2 separate regions of the Homo sapiens genome follow, and region 1 is linked to region 2. Evidence: chromatin loops called from intact Hi-C (ENCODE). Cell type or tissue: ovary. All regions are shown on one strand.

Region 1 (4,000 bases), 47 kb after region 2:
CCCTGCACAGCGCTATGGCAGTTTCTCAGCAACATGAGGGTGTTCAGGGCACTCACCCTGGAAGCGCTTGGCCGCCGCCTCCCGGAGGGAGAAGAAGATGTCACACATGACGGTCGGGCAGCTCACCCCAGACTCAGTGATGGCGTGGAAGACGCGGTCCACATACTGCCGTAGGTTCTCCTGCAACGGGACACGGCACTGGGACCCACTCCCGAGGCTGCCCACAGGTGCGTGTAGCACCAGGGCACGCCCAGGGAGGGGCGCGTGGGGAGGGGCTGAGGGCGGGCGCAGGGCAGCTGCGGCAGTGAGACACGTGTGAACAGCCACTCCCTGGAAATCTGTGCTGGGAGCTGTGGCAATTCACGCGTGAAAATCACTACACAGGCACCACGTCGGCTCCCCGGCTCGGCCCCGACCTCGTTTACTGAGTGGGGAATGGACGTTCACTAGAATGTGCCTGCCCAAGGCAAAGAGCTCTGTCATTTACATACAGAAATGACGAAACAGCACGCTCTGCAAGAAGTATCATGTGAAGTGACTAAAATGTTGGAGCAAGTTCAACATCAGGGAGTTTTGCTGTTTTAAAACGCAGTACACAGCTCTGGGGACAGCCTGGGGAGGCAGGGAGGCCATCCTGTCCTAGGAAAAGGGAGGGGCAGGAGCCATTGCCCAAGGGAAGGAGGAGCCGGGGCGGAGGCAGAGCTGGTCAGGATTGTCCAGGGGAGGCAGAGCAGGGTGTGCAGGGCAGACCCTCCGGGGGGGCAGAGCTGGGGCATGCAGACCGGATCACTCCAGGGGAGGAAGAGCTGGCCGGGACCCCCCAGGGGACGCAGAGCCCGGCACACAGGCCAGGCCAAAGGTGGTGGCTGAGGCCTCCCAGTAGTGCAGCCAGCGTACTGCAGCCGGGTGAGGCGGGTATCCCCACGCCTGGTCCTGCTCCCACCCCAACCGGGGTCACGGGGTGAGTCAGAGCTTCCAGGCAGCCATCGGCTGAAAAACCCCAAGCAGGTGACTGGCTTTGGTTGGTTCATGAACAAAACCTACCATGTTGTTTTCAAGGTTTTCTCCGTCTTTCAACTTCACAGGGTCGATTTCACAGGGTTTGTGGCTCTGGCATATCTGGGGAGAGGTTTAAGACAGGGCTCTGTGAGTGGGTTCTGGGGGCACAGGCAGGGAGGGTGGAAGGGGTCTCAGGCCTGGCTGAGATGTAGACCCTGAGCCTCATCCAGAAAATGCCACGACAGCTCCCCGAACCCGGCCACTGGCACGGAGGGGCACGGTGAGGCCGGACTGCAGGGCCACCGTGGGGTGGTGTCGTCCCGAGCCTCAGCTGCAAGGGGGCAACCCTGGGCCTGTGTCACTGGCTGCGGAGGGACAAGTGAGAGGTCAGGCGCAAACACTAGGCACGGGGCCCAGTCCATGGCCGCGATCAGACGAGCCGGGCTCTCTCAGGGAGCGATGTGCGCCCGCGATCAGACGAATCGGGCTTTCTCAGGAGTGATGTGCACCAGCCCACACGGACTAGGCCTCACAGGGCTTTAATAATATTTTTACTTCAAAATGCTGCCATGATTTTGCCCACAGAGCAAACCAGAATGCTATGTTCAATTTTCTCACATTTGCAAAGAACCTGTTTACAAACCCGCTCATAAACGGGGGGCACAGCCTGGCGGGCATCAGAGGGTCAGGTGAGGAGTGGGTGTGCGGGCATCAGAGGGTCGGGTGAGGACTGGGCGTGCAGCTCAAACATGCCACGCAGCCAGGGCCCAAACACAGGGGACTGCAGGACATGTGGAGAAAGAAGGTCTCCCTGGGAAGAGCCAGGCTTTTCTTGCATGTTCTCCTTTGTGGAGTGGTGGATTTTCTTATGTATAGTTTTAATTTGGGAGAATTTGGAAGGTTCTGGAGTACACAGGGAACATCCTCTTGATAAAAGTGAATGAATCAGCATCCCCGTGGCGAGGCCAGAGGGGCCGACATTCAAGCCCAGCTCGTGGTCTGGCTGGATCCCAGTGCAGTGCCCTCTGTTGGGGGAAATCCTCCCCACGCCTCGTGAGGCTGAGGACTCTCGGCCCCGTGCTCACCTCCTCGATGGCGGGCTTCAGGGTGACATGCAGGTAATGCATCCCCGCCAGCTTCATGGTCTCGTCGATGCACTTGGACGCCAGTGAGTTTCCTCGGAAGATGGTGTTGGGGTCCCTGGGAAATGGCGATGGGGACAGCGTTTGTCTCCTGGGGACGCGGAAGTGCAGACGGAGCAGAGCCTGGCCCCGAGCACCTGCCTGTGGGCTGTGAGGTCAGTGCACGCCCATCAGTCGGCTTCCTGACATTTTACAAGGAGCACAACCAGGCCAGGTGCTTGGAGGCCCTGGCCATGGAACCGTCCTGTGTCAACACTGCCAGAGGGAACCGTTCGGCTACCTGCGTGGCCACCAGCTCAGGAGGAGCCTGGCTGGCCTTCGCCCTCCCGCCCTCTCCCCTCTGCGGCCTCTGCCTGTGCAGAGAGTTGGGCACCAGACCCTGGCAGCATCCAAGGGCCAGCAGAGAAGCAAACCCTCCTGTCAGCTACAGTGGCTGCAGGTGCAGCCAGATGTTTCTAGAACAGGGCGTCCGGAAACAGCACTAGGCAGGTCCTGAGGGAAGCTGTGCTCCATTTTTGTGGGCTCCCAAAGTGCCCCAGGGAGGGGACCTGAGCTGTCCTCGAGCCCCAGGAGCCGTTTCCCCTCCCCACTCACTCACTCTACCCGGGATTTCAAAGGCAAATGGGACTTTCAAAAAAAAAAAAAAGAATCATTAACTGGGTCTGTGAAAGAAAACCTGAATCAACATGGTTTCTGGGGACCCTTGAATTCCCTCAAGCCCTGCCCCAGGACACGTGGTTCTCGGCGACGACCTTGCCATCCCTGTAGCGGGTCCAGGCCGCTCTCCCCCGGGGCAGGGTGGGCACTCACTGGGTCCGCTTCACCTCCGCGCTGGCGATGGCACTGATGAATGGCACCACCCTGCCATAGTGTAGGAAGAGCCGCACCAGCGGGACGGCCGCCTCCTGCTTCTCCCGGCAAACCTCGCCCAGGATGTGGGCCGCAGACGCTGACACGGGCTGCGGGGAGGGGTGAGGTCAGTGCCAGGGCCCGGGGTGCAGGAACCCCAGAGGCCTGTCCCCACCTTGGCTGGGGTCTCACTTCCAGCCACAATAGATACGGCTCTTTGCTGAGACAGAAACACACACATTCACAAAAACACCAAACTTCCCATTTGCTGCTGCTTGGCTGGACCCTTGGAGGGGCATCTGCACCTCCTTCTAGCGACCCCCCCATGCAGCCAGCTCTAGGGCCCCTGAGCCGGTAGAGGGACTCTGATGATGGGGTCCCCCTCGAACAACCCGGAGAGTCCTTAGCATCACCAGGCTCCCACGGCTCTAACTGTCGACGGACCAGTGCCCCCAGCAAAGGGGTCCAGGCATCTGGACGGGAAACAGGCCAGGCTGGGAGGCGTGGGAAAGGCCCCCTCAGGGAGAAGGTGCCCTCTGGGGTGGGCCCGGGTGTAGGGTGGGGCCCCAGGCAGGTGGCACCTCCTGCCCACACCCACAGGCCACGGCGTGGACAAGCACCTCCACATCCGCAGACTTCAACAGCAGGTCCCGCAGAGGGCTGTAATAGTCAGAAGAAAACACGTGGTCTTCCGTGTATACCACGTTCAGCCGCAGGGAGCCCAGGTCGTCTGGCTTTAGGCTCTTGCTACCATTGTCCCGGGGCTGGAGGAAGTACCTGGGTGGGAGGGACACATGGAGGGGAGGCATGAGGCTGCATCTGCCAAGGAGCAGCTCTCAGGGAAGCCCAGCTGCCTGCTTGAGGTCGACTGGTCAGGAGGGTGATCCTGTAGGACCCCTCAGAGTGCAGCCCCTGGGGACTCCCCACCGAAGACCCCCAGCAGGGCTGGTCACCGGGGATCCCCAGGAGGCAAGTGTTGGAGCCAAAGGCGCAGGAGTCAAGGGGGGAAA
Region 2 (4,000 bases):
GCAGGGGTCAGGCTGCCCTGGGATCGGGTAAAGAGTCTCAGAGCTTGGCCCCAAGCCTCTCTAGGGTAGCAGGGGCCCAGTCAGTCCAGCTTCACAGCCTGGCGCCTGCTGAGCTGACCCCCAGGCCACCGTCCCGGGCAGGTCCAGGCTCCGGCAGAACTCCCGCCTGGACAGGCCTCCCTTCTCACTTCTATTACTAAAGGGAAAAGCTCTTACCTCTTCTTCCTGAAGGTCATTTAGCTTTATGGACTCTGCCTCCTGTTCCTGTAAGACCAAAGAGGTTAAGTGAAGGCCGGGCTCCAAGGCAAGAGGAAAAAATGCACCGCTCCTCAGCGTGGCCCAACCTTGGCCTCCTGCAAGCCTCCGTCTGCGTGCTCGCCTTCCTGCACCTCCTGCATGCTGGCCTCCAAGTCGCTCTTCTCCCTCTCTGGGTCTTGTTTTCCACTCTCATGACCCAGCTTCCCAAGGGTGCTGAAGCTTTCCTTCTTGTCTTGTGCTAGGTTTTTCTGACTGCGGGAGGAGCAGGGAAAGTGGTTTGGAAGAGACGGCAGATAGCTGCGGGCAGCTCCTGGTCTCCTCTGGGTCTGTCTCCTTGGGCTTGAGGCTGGTGCCCCTGGGGTCTGGTGGGCACCTATGAGGTGCCCTGACCCAGCACAGAGTTCTGGCTCTGAAGGGCCCCACAGCCTGGCCCTCCTGGCTCCCTCTGCTGGCCCATCTTGCCTGGAAAACTTACCCTGTACAGCCAGGGTCTGGACTGGGATTACAGCCAACCTGGGCTTATTTTGGAAAGCAGGGTCTAACCTTGCTCAAAGAACCAAAATCTGATGAGAAGATGCAGCCACCCTGTCGCAGATCCACACTCCATGTGGATACCAAATGGGCCATGCTGGCCAGTAGGCTGGAGGGTCCACGGTTGGCCCTGCTGTTACTCGCACCAACCTCGTGACCCCTTCTGTGGTCTGCTATGGTGTGTGGCCAGGGGCAAGAGGAATGCAACAGGCAGTGAGGATGACAGGGGCTCCGCCACCATCTGCAATGGCGTTGACTTGGCCGAGGGTATTGACTGACTTGGCCAACGTGAGCAGACGCTTTCAGCTTTGCCACCCTAAAGGTGTGTGGTCTTCCCAGCTCAACTGCCCTCACCAAGGCCATCAGCTTCCCTGAGCTCTACGGAGTGGGAGGCTCCAGGCGCCGCACACATCCTGTCTAACACACGAACACTCACTCTCACCAACTGATTGCACCTTTGGCCGCTTCGGCGGCCGGACACCTTCCTTGGTCTCCACTCAACGGGAGCCATTTGTAAATAAGGGGGACTTGGCCCGTGCCTTGCCATGGTGCTGGTAAATCGACTTTGTTAGATCTGAGACAAATTTTTGAGGAATTCAATGACTTTTAAGTCTTCTTTGATGGCAGGAGGGTGAGTGGGTGGGAGAACCAGAGCTGGGTTAGAACGGGACGCGAGGTGCAGGGAGGCAAGAACTCGGCAGTACGAAGTGGGGATGTGCTGTCCAGGGCCCCACGCCCTCTCCCTAAAGGAGCACTCGAGTTGTTTACATCTAAGGTGGGCCCAGCAGTCCACTAGTGAGACGACGCCTCCTTCCCCAGAGGGCCATGGGGTGTCTACTGAGAGGGATGCAGCTGTGTGACCCTCAGGCCAGGGCCCGAGTCCTGAGGACACCACCCCGCTACAGGTGGGTCCTGTTCCCACGCTGAATTCCTCTCAAAATAAGGAGGATTTCCCAGCCCTCCCATCCAGGCCCTGCGCGGGGTCTTCGCAGGACCCAGGGCTCCCTCTGTCCCCTTCTAAGTGTCTACCTTGATGCCCGGGTACCACTCCCACACCCCACCCTCTCCTGTGTCCACCTCACTTTTCCCAGCTCCACCTTCACAAAGGCCAGCGTCGGACAGGCTGCTTACCAGCTGGCATCTTCCGCGTTACTGCTTGGGTCTTTCCCTTGATCTTCGGACTCTGGGGAGGAAGGACAGAGCCGTCAGCACCATTACACCGCAGCTACCGGAGCTCAGGACCTGCCCCAAGCCGCCCACAGCCACCCACAGCAGAGCTCAACTCTCAGCCATGGCTACAGCTAACTTGAGTTTCTCCCCGACCTGTGCCCATGCCCGGCCCTCCGGTATTTGCTATCGGCACTTTCCACAGCCTGGTGCCAGGGCCTTGAGCCTGGCTCAGCCCCAGCAGCTCAGCCCACACCTGGGCTCCACCTTCTCCCTGCAGGACTCAGGGTGAGGCATGGCCAGCCGCCTTACAGTAAACACATGAGGCTCCGGGACCTCTTGAAACTCCTCTTTGTCCTAGCACAGCTGGCTGGAGGTAGCTGAGCGGGAGGGTGGGAGAAGCCCACAAGACCTGCCCATGCCGGCTACTACCCCCAACCCAGGCTTCCTCTCACGGACAGGTGGGACTTGAAACCCCACTTGGCTTGTCCAGGAAAATCCACCAATCCCCAGGGTCTCTGGGCTCCCCGAGAGGCATTGCGGGATGTTTCTAGCAGTCTTTTTTCGGGACCACTTTATGTCTCGTGAGGATCTTTACCTTGATGTGACAGAGGACAGGGGCCCAGGAACATCAACTCGGGTGAGCGGTGCTCTGGTGCTCCCGGCAGGAACCCAAGCCTGGCTGTTGGCCACCGGCTTGCACCGAGCACACACTGCTCCCTGGCACACTTGGCTAAAGGTGTTGACTGACTTGGCCAACGTGAAACATTCCATTCTAGTTAAACACTGAGTTCTCCGTTCCCAGGAGCTTGCAAACCAGCACAGCCTTGTGAGGAAGTCATGTGGCAGAGGATTCTCCAAGCCCTAGGTGCTCAGGAGAGCCTTGGAGTGAGCGGATTCCAGATCCCACAGGGCCTCCAGCCGCATCGGAGCCGGGAATGTTTGCGGAGACCCTGGCTTCCCGCAGCTACTCCCTCTTCCCACAACACCCCCTTGGCCCGGGATTCAAATACAACAGGGATGATTCCAAAGCTTTAAATGATGCTTGTGATGGAAGAGACCAGACCTCCTCCCAGAGCTCGGCAGAGTCACATGGGCCACTCCAGGCAGGTCACTCAGCTCAGCCCACAGGCCCAAGGGGCAGCTGGGGAATGGGGCTCTTCCAGGGAAATGAGACCAATGGCCGACCACGAGGGGCTGCCCCCAACAGAGAAGCCACGAGTGGGGCCCAGAGGTGGAGCGCAGAGCCTTTGCAGAATCAACAGGCGTCCAGGGTGCATGTGGGCTCAAGGCAGGGCCTCAGTGGGTCTGGAACCCAGCGGATTCTCACTGTGCTCTTGCCGGCCTCTCTGGGCTGCCCTCCGTGAGCGCTGGTCTCCTGTGCTCCGCATGGCCCAGGCCCAGACACACCCCACTGGTGCCCCCGTGAAGTCGGCCACCCCACGTCTCCCGCATCCCGGAGGCCTCCCTGTGAAGTGGACGCGGCGTCTCACACATCCGGGCACCTGTGGGTGCACGTGGCACTGGGCATGTCATGGAGCCCACCAAGTCTGCGAGGGGTGAGGAGCTGAGTCCCTGCAGAAACCAAGGCCACGTCGGACTCTACCAGTGGTCAGCAAGGCCCGGCCCTTCTCCTCGGGTCACAGGGCTGGAAATGCCTCCTGCTCTTCTCCGGCAGAATCTCAGTTGTCTGGGGGCAGCCACAAAGCTCCAGGGAGGATGCGCTCCTGGGCCGTGGTCTCGAACCCTGAGGGTGCTGGTGCCTGGGGGAGGCTGTGCAGGGTGGACATCTTTGCCAGACAGGACAAGCGGCCACACAGAAGCCCGGCCTCCCTGCTGCGGCACCTCCCATCGTGCAGTTTTGGGCAAATCCAGCAGGTGTTGAGGGAAATGTCAGCCACAATGGGGCTCAATCCCTCCCTCCATCCGACCCCGGCCTCTAAGTCCGCACTGTGGTGGCATCGGGCGGCATTATTGGAGATCCACTCCCCGCCCCAACTTAAATTCCCGCTAAGCAGCCTTGGCGTAACTTATTCTTTTGAGA

The links. Peaks named below come from ENCODE experiments on the same cell type or tissue, not always from the same donor. Only the 100,000 strongest peaks of a DNase experiment are listed, where the experiment ranks them.
Region 1: it touches region 2 in a loop (5-fold over the local background); 4 of 110 quality-filtered maps call a loop at or near these places.

The regions. Positions count from the first base shown.
Region 1 is chr13:114,015,153-114,019,152 of GRCh38, forward strand. RASA3 (RAS p21 protein activator 3) reads right to left here. Exons shown (of 24, transcript NM_007368.4): 10 at 3,611-3,767; 11 at 2,952-3,100; 12 at 2,085-2,199; 13 at 1,045-1,119; 14 at 57-180. Among named protein-coding and RNA genes, the nearest start is that of C13orf46, 43 kb to the left of the region's middle. In ovary, no CTCF peak of the experiment used is centred here; no DNase peak of the experiment used is centred here.
Region 2 is chr13:113,968,251-113,972,250 of GRCh38, forward strand. It overlaps C13orf46 (chromosome 13 open reading frame 46), which reads right to left. Exons shown (of 7, transcript NM_001365455.2): 2 at 1,921-1,972; 3 at 345-510; 4 at 217-264. Among named protein-coding and RNA genes, the nearest start is that of C13orf46, 3.8 kb to the right of the region's middle. In ovary, no CTCF peak of the experiment used is centred here; DNase peaks (open chromatin) are centred at 2,281 and 3,401.